Linked DNA regions of Homo sapiens: all the other regions are linked to region 1. The links are chromatin loops, found by intact Hi-C in ENCODE. Cell type or tissue: PC-9. All regions are shown on one strand.

What was found. Peaks named below come from ENCODE experiments on the same cell type or tissue, not always from the same donor. Only the 100,000 strongest peaks of a DNase experiment are listed, where the experiment ranks them.
Region 2: it touches region 1 in a loop (4-fold over the local background); 11 of 110 quality-filtered maps call a loop at or near these places.
Region 3: it touches region 1 in a loop (2.0-fold over the local background); 15 of 110 quality-filtered maps call a loop at or near these places.

The regions. Positions count from the first base shown.
Region 1 is chr1:17,587,514-17,590,013 of GRCh38, forward strand. It overlaps ARHGEF10L (Rho guanine nucleotide exchange factor 10 like), which reads left to right. Exons shown (of 29, transcript NM_018125.4): 3 at 1-132; 4 at 933-966. Among named protein-coding and RNA genes, the nearest start is that of ARHGEF10L, 49 kb to the left of the region's middle. RefSeq lists enhancers at 1,259-1,824, 2,391-2,500. In PC-9, no CTCF peak of the experiment used is centred here; a DNase peak (open chromatin) is centred at 1,148; H3K27ac peaks cover 1,269 bases.
Region 2 is chr1:17,501,554-17,504,053 of GRCh38, forward strand. No RefSeq gene overlaps it. Among named protein-coding and RNA genes, the nearest start is that of ARHGEF10L, 37 kb to the right of the region's middle. In PC-9, a CTCF peak has its summit at 949 (motif pointing right); a DNase peak (open chromatin) is centred at 928.
Region 3 is chr1:17,519,049-17,521,548 of GRCh38, forward strand. It overlaps a transcript of ARHGEF10L not described here. Among named protein-coding and RNA genes, the nearest start is that of ARHGEF10L, 19 kb to the right of the region's middle. RefSeq lists an enhancer at 2,242-2,500. In PC-9, no CTCF peak of the experiment used is centred here; a DNase peak (open chromatin) is centred at 1,193; H3K4me3 peaks cover 936 bases; H3K27ac peaks cover 1,110 bases.

The DNA of each region.
Region 1 (2,500 bases):
CAGGAGAGGCGTTTGAGTTTGATGACAGTGATGATGAAGAGGACACCAGCGCAGCCCTGGGCGTCCCCAGCCTTGCTCCTGAGAGGGACACAGACCCCCCACTGATCCACTTGGACTCCATCCCTGTCACTGGTAAGATGTTTCTGGGAACTTCCGGTCCTGGGGCTACAGGGAGCATGGAGAACTGGGCGGAAGCTCCAGGCTCTCAGGGATGCCTGGTGGCCCCTCCGCTGTCCCCAGAAAGCAGGAAGGGAAAAGCCAGTGGGAAGAAGCTGCAGTCTGTGGCTTCCCTGGTGAATTGGAAATTCCTAGCATTCCTGCAACATCTGGCGCACTTTGGCACATTGTAAATGGAAGTGGTTGGCCTGAGTTTTGCTTTGGAGACAGTTGCTGCCCAGAGCTTGTGTCTCTGAAGTCCTCCCTGCAGCTTCTCCTAAAGAATCCACACCAGCCAGAAGAGCAGCCTCCCAGAGGTTCCCTCTCCTGTCTGCCTTGGGGAGCTGGCAACCCTGGGGGGCAGGAGGGCCCTGATAAGCTGGTGTTAAATGGCAGCTTCTGGGCTCTTAGAGTCTGTTATCTGAGAGAGAGAATCTGGGGACTGGACCAGCTGGAACTTCCTGCAGGCTTGGGGACAGCGGGCTCCTGGAGCAGCTGGGGGTGGAGGGCAGGCCCAGAGCAGGCAGGGTGGCTGCCACGGGTTCTGGCTGGAGTTGGGAAGTGGGCCACGGGGTGGGTGGGGGTGGTGCAGGCCAGGTAGGGGAGCTGATGACTGAGCCAGGGCTGGGGGAGGGAGGCGGGGCTCAGCAGGCACCCAGACTGGCCAGGCCCTGTCTGCGGCGCCCCTGGGGAGGCTGGGAAAGGGGCGGGGAAGGCCTGAGTGCCTGGGGCCAGCCTCTGGCCTGACAGGCTCTCTGTCTGCTCTTCTTTTGCAGACCCAGACCCAGCAGCTGCTCCACCCGGCACAGGGTAAGTGAACCTTGCTCCTTTGCTTTGGCGGTTGGAAACAGGGAGACACCGGGCAGTGGGTGGGGATGGGGTGGAGCTGAGGCCCAGAGGACCCGACTGGTCTTTGGCTAAGGAGGAAAGCATTTCACTGAGGCCCTGTGCCCTGGGGGAAGAGGTCAGTTCCAGAAACTCATGGTACTTTTTCCTTTATTTTGCCCACAAACCTCTGAAACCGCAGGAGGCAGGCCTGGCTCCAAACCCTACCTCTGTGGCCTTGGAGGAGTCACAGAAACTCTCCAAGTGTCAGTCTGTTTGCGGCTGAAGGGGAAACAATGAGAGCACCCCCTCTGTTGGGTTTGTCTTGGAGAAGCAAACAGCTGGAGGGTCCCCAGTGTGTGTGTGTGTGTGTGTGTGTGTGTGTGTGTGTGTGTGTGTGTGTGTAGTGGGGGAGGTTGGGGGGGTTTGAGGGTGGGGGGGGTGCAGCCCATTGTAATTATTTTTGCAGTTGCCATTTGTCTTGTTAATATCATTCCCATTCCTATGACAGTTGCTATTAGGGACCCTGCCCTCTGTGCCTGGGAGCCTGTCAGAGGCAGTGTAGCCTAGTGGTTAGGAGCCTGGATGTTGGGGTGAGGGCCTGCGTCTTGGCTGTGGCCCCCACACTGGCCACAGGTCCTCATGTCAGTCAAGTCCCCCTTTGGTTTTCTCATCTGTAAAATGGGCTATCGGGTAAGATGCCCAGCCTCGTGGTAGGTGCCTAATCAAGGCATTTGCTTTTTATCACAGTTCTTCTTTGTCTTCTGCAAGTCAGGTCTGGGTTGGAAGGGTAATTGGGTAACTGGAGGTGGTGGGAGCTGAGGCCTCTCAGGACCAGGTGTTTAGAGCCTCCTTGCCTAAGCAGTGGAGGGGTCTAGGCTCCAAATGAATGGCCCAAGCATCTGGAACCCTGAGTTTAAATCCTCACTACCCTGGTGAGGGGAGGCATGTCTGAGCCCTGCTTTGTCTTCCTGGGGTGCCCCAAACTGAGCAAGAGGGGCTAATTCTCAGGGTGGTGTCACCCAACGGGAGGTTTCAGAGATGCAGGTTGCAGGCCCAGGCCCCCAGAGGAGAAGTCCTTCATGTGCTCATTTGCTGTCCAGAGTGGGTGGACTTGGGGAGGGTTTCTCCTGAGCTTGCTACTATGTAATTAAGGTGAGAATTAGAGGCCAGCCTCTCCTTCCTGATTAGGGACCTGAAATGAATCAGCAGCCATTCGTCCTGCACCTGGGCTGGGAAGGGCCGTGATGGCTGCAGTCTTCCAAGGGTTTATATCTCCAGGGTGGGCCAGGGGTGAAGTTGTGGAGAAACTCAGTCTGGTGGGAGATGCAGATGCGTCAGAGTGGGACAGAGACGGACGCCCAGGGAGCTGGGACACTGACTGGAGGGGAGCAAGGATGGGGTCGTCAGGGAAGACTTCTGGGCCAGGTCCTGGCTCAGCGAGTGAATGGAAATTCTCCATTCAGGATGGCAGAGGGGCAGGGGGAGTGCCTGCTGAGGAAGCCCCTGAGCAGAGGTA
Region 2 (2,500 bases), 86 kb before region 1:
ACTTTGGGAGGCCGAGGCAGGTGGATCGAGGCTGAGGCAGGAGAATTGCTTGAACCTGAGAGGTGGAGGTTGCAGTGAGCTGAGATCACGCCACTGCACTCCAGCCTGGGTAGCCTGGGTGACAAAGGGACTTTGTCTCAAACACACACACACACACACACACACAACACACACACACACACACAAAACAAAGAAATCTTTTATCTCCTGCAGGGTTTCTATGTGATTTTTACTTGAGCAATACAAGAGTATATTGTCCAGGTGAGCACCCTGAGACTAATGGTGAGGGTTGACCCTGAGTTCCACATTGGTTGGCATTCATATTTCTGTTTCTTTCTTCCTCTTTTTTTTTTTTTTTTTGGAGACACAGTCTTGCTCTGTTGCCCAGGCTGGAGTGCAGTGGCACGATCTCGGCTCACTGTAACCTCCACCTCCTGGGTTCAAGCGATTCTCCTGCCTCAGCCTCTCAAGTAGCTGGGATTACAGGCTCCCACCACCATGCCTGGCTAATTTTTGTATTTTTAGTAGAGACAGGGTTTCACCATGTTGGTCAGGCTGGTCTCGAACTCCTGACCTTGTGATCCTCCTGCCTCAGCCTCCCAAAGTGCTGGGATTACAGGCGTGAGCCACCGCACCTGGCTATGTTTCTGTTTCTGATTGGGGAGGTGGAGCTACTGACCTCTGGATGGAGGAAAAGATGCTCTGTGGCCACCACCAGGCTCTAACCTTTTATTTCATTGATTCCTCGGAGCCAGGATGAGAGGTAGCATCATAATCCTGATTAGTGGACAAGAAAACTGAGGCTCCAGAACACTGAGTGACTGGTTCAAGGTCCACACCTGCAAGCCCAGAGGCTGCCTATGGGGCGGGGTAAGGGGCACAGGATCATGCCCTTCATACAGTCCCCGCAGTCCTGGAGGTGCTGCTCAGTGCACGACGCCAGGGGGCGCCATGCGCATCGAAGAACCCTCTGTGGTTTCCCAGTCCTTGGGGCTGCAGCTGCTGCCTTCTTCGACCGATTTCTGCGGAGATGGTTTCGTGAGGACAGCATTATAAATGGGAATGATCCATGATACTCATGACTGGGCCCTTGGGGACTGGGCCCCTGCCAAGCCATGTGATCCAAGGCCTCCTCGTACTTGCTTTCCTTTCTGTGATGTCTTGCCTGTGCCCCAGCTGCCTGTGCTGTGAATTTAATTCCTGCAATAGGAATCTCATAAATGCATGGGTGGCCAGGCAAATAGGTATAAATAAGTAAAAAAGTTGTGCCTCTGAAGCTCTCCGTGGGGTAACTCATCCTCAGAAGAATGTTTATGGGCCTGAGCTGGAAAGGGAAGAAGTGCAAGTTCCATCCTCAACAAGGTGCCTGTTGGCAATTTGAGCTGGAAGTAGGGTCAGGATGACATAATAGTGAAGTGACGGGTCTGTGTTCCAGTCCTGAGCCAACCACTGTGTGCGTGTCAAAAATAGCCACCATGCTTCATTTCTCCCATTGTTGAGGCATATTTTTCCACTTCTTTTGGACCAATACGAAGTGATGGAAGTGAGGACTTGTGGCTTCCAAGCCAGGCCCTCAAGAGGTCTTGCCCACTTCCACATTCTCTCTCTCGGACCTTGGTGTGATATGAGCCTGGGTTAGAGTGCAGGGGGATGAGAGACCATGAGGAGGAGAGTGTCCCAAGCAAGGCCATCCTAGACCAGCCTGTCCCCATCAGGCCTGCCAGCTGACAGCAGACTCCTGAGAAAGCCAAGTCCAGTTGAGTTCAACCTAGCTCAACCCTGGCCAGCAAAACCACACGGCGAACCTGCAGATCCTGAACTGTAATAGAGGCTTATCATTTTATAAGTCATTCCATTTAGATTAGTTTATTATGCAGCAACAATTAACTGATATGGCCAATTATAGTGAAATGGTCATGGTCCATTTGCATACTCTGTGAGCCTCAATTTCTTTTCTTTTTTTTTTTTTTTTTGAGATGGAGTCTTGCTTTGTTGCCCAGGCTGGAGTGCAGTGGCATGATCTCCGCTCACTGCAAGCTCTGACTCCCAGGTTCATGCCATTCTCCTGCCTCAGCCTCCCTAGTAGCTGGGACTACAGGCGCCTGCCACCACGCCTGGCTAATTTTTTTGCATTTTTAGTAGAGACGGGGTTTCACTGTGTTAGTCAGGATGGTCTCGATCTCCTGACCTCGTGATCCACCCGCCTCGGCCTCCCAAAGTGCTGGGATTACAGGCGTGAGCCACCGCGCCCGGCCGCCTCAATTTCTTTATCTGTGAAACAGGTAACGCTATATGATAGTAGTCTCTGTCCCAGAGAAGCAATATGAGGAATAAATTAAATGTTCATAAGATTCTTCTCACAGTGTCTGACATGGAGAATATCAGCTGGAACGGGCCTGGTGGTGCTGCCATAATTAGCAACCCTAGGCTGCGCCCAGTGGCTCATGCCTGTAATCCCAGCACTTTGGGAGGCTGAGGCAGGTGGATCACCTGAGATCAG
Region 3 (2,500 bases), 68 kb before region 1:
CCTGTAATCCCAGCTACTCGGGAGGCTGAGGCAGGAGAATCGCTTGAACCTGGGAGGCGGAGGTTGCGGTGAGCCGAGATCGAACTATTGCACTCCAGCCTGGGCAACAAGAGTGAAACTCTGTCTAAAAAAAAAAAGGCATCAGCATAATCAGAGCCACCATTAGGGCCAATTCTCTCGGAGCCAGGAGCCCTTTCCCTACACAGTCTCATTTAATTCTCACAAAAACCCCATCAGGTAGGGACTATTATAATCACCCCAGGTTAAGAAGGAGGAAACTGGATGGGCACGTGGCTCACAGCTATAATCCCAGCACTTTGGGAGGCCTAGGCAGGAGGATCACTTGAACCCAGGAGTTCGAGGCCAGCCTGGGCAATATGGTGAAACCCTGTCTTTACAAAAAATACAAAAATTAACCAGGAGTGGTGGCATGCACCTGTGGTCCCAGCTACTTGGGAGGCTGAGGTGGGAGGATCACCTGAGCCCTGGAGTTTGAGGCTGTAGTGAGCCGTGATCTGATCATCCCGCCACTGTGTGACAGAGAGAGCCCTTGCCTCAAAAAAAGAAAATGAAAAAAAAGGAGGAAACTCCATCATGGCCAACCTGGTGAAACCCCATCTCTGCTAAAATACAAAAATTAGCTGGGCATGGTGGTGGGTGCCTGTAATCCCAGCTACTCGGGAGGCTGAGGCAGGAGAATCACTTGAACCTGGGAGGTGGAGGTTGCAGCGATGCAGTGAGTCAAGATCGCACCATTTTACTCCAGCCTGGGCGATGACCAGAGACTCCATCTCAAAAAAAAAAAAGAGGAAACTGAGGCTCAGAGAGACAAGGCCGGTTGCATGATGTCACATGGCTGGAGAGGGCGGGGATTGGCACTTGGATCTTTCTGACTTCAAAGCATATTCCTTTCCACCTTCTCTGGCTAAAAGGGGTGCAGCCCATGGGTGACCCTCCAACCCTGCCCTGTACCCAGGCCCTGTGTGCCTTCCCAGGCCAGCGGGCAGTGGTCGGAGCTCAGCCCTACTACTTGGCACCCCCCTCTGGATTCCCCATCTTGGTTCTTGCCCCTCCCTTCCTCACCCAGGCCAGCTTCCTGGTCCTCCCAGGCTGGTTGATGGATGGCTCAGCCCCGGCTGGCTTGACTCAGTCTAGCTTTTCCTCGTGGACTGCCAGGGCTGCCTCCTGTCCTCCTGCTTACCGCCCTTGCCCGCCCAGCAGGTCGGGCAAGTGAGTGACTCACACACCTGGGCTCTGTGTGGGCCCAGCCCGGGGAGCCAGCGTACTCACCCTCTGGGCTCCTGCCTGCTACTTCAACTGACAGACGGGACCCTTCCCAGTAGAAGGGGGCTGCCCCTGTCACTTGTGCTCCCTTCCCGGAGGACTGCGATTGGACTGCACAGGATTGAGGTCAGTTTCCTTTCTCTTTTTAACCATCTCTGCCCCTCGCTAAATTGGAGGAGAATCTTTTGGAGGTCGTGGGGGAGGGGTCTCAGCTGTCATTGACACCCTTGTGTGTCAGGCCCTGGGGCACCCTACTCCCTCCCAGCAGGTGCTGGAGCTTGGGGACACCTTGGGATGGACTCTGTGAGGAGAACCGTGCTGGGTGCCTCTATGGGTGTGACCCCGATCCTACAGCCACCTAGCAGGGCAGGTCACGGCAACCTGGAGTGAGAACGGCAGAGGTGGACTGCAAGGGCGTGTGTAGGGGGGACTTCCCTCACTTCCTTCTTAGGGTCACAGAGTGAGGGATGCAGCTTGAGATGGCTTCAGTTCAATGGCATCATTTTACAGCTGGGAAAACTGAGGCTTGGAGGAGAGGGAGTAACTGAGGTGGATTGATGCATTGGTGCTGGAACTGGGGTTGGAAGGCGGACTGGCTGACTCCCCGCCCAGGGCTCCTTCCTTGGTCCTCCATGCCTGTTCCAGGCTGTTTCCCCCTGCTTTTCCACTCGGCTCTCTCCCATGCCATCCGGGCCTCAGCAGGGAGGAGGAATGCAGCTGGTGGGAGCCATTTCACAGGGGGATTTTATGGGCTCACATTTGGAAGGCATTTTGAAGGTCATCCAGGCCATGAACCTCTGACAGGTGGCTGTTTAGCCACAGCTTGACTATCTCCGGGAATGGAGAGCTCACTGTTTTGTTTTGTTTTGTTTTGTTTTTTTGAGACAGAGTTTCACTCTTGTTGCCCAGGCTAGAGTGCAATGGCATGATCTGGGCTTACCACAACCTCCACCTCCCAGGCTCAAGCGATTCTCCTGCCTCAGCCTCCCGAGTAGCTGGGATTACAGGCATGCGCCACCACGCCCGGCTAATTTTGTATTTTTAGTAGAGACGGGGTTTCTCCATGTTGGTCAGGCTGGTCTCAAACTCCCGACCTCAGTTGATCTGCCCGCCTCGGCCTCCCAAAGTGCTGGGATTGCAGGCGTAGAGCTCGATGTTTTTGGAGGCAGCCTCTTTCATTTGCATGACCACTGTCTGGCAAATTACTGGGCACTTA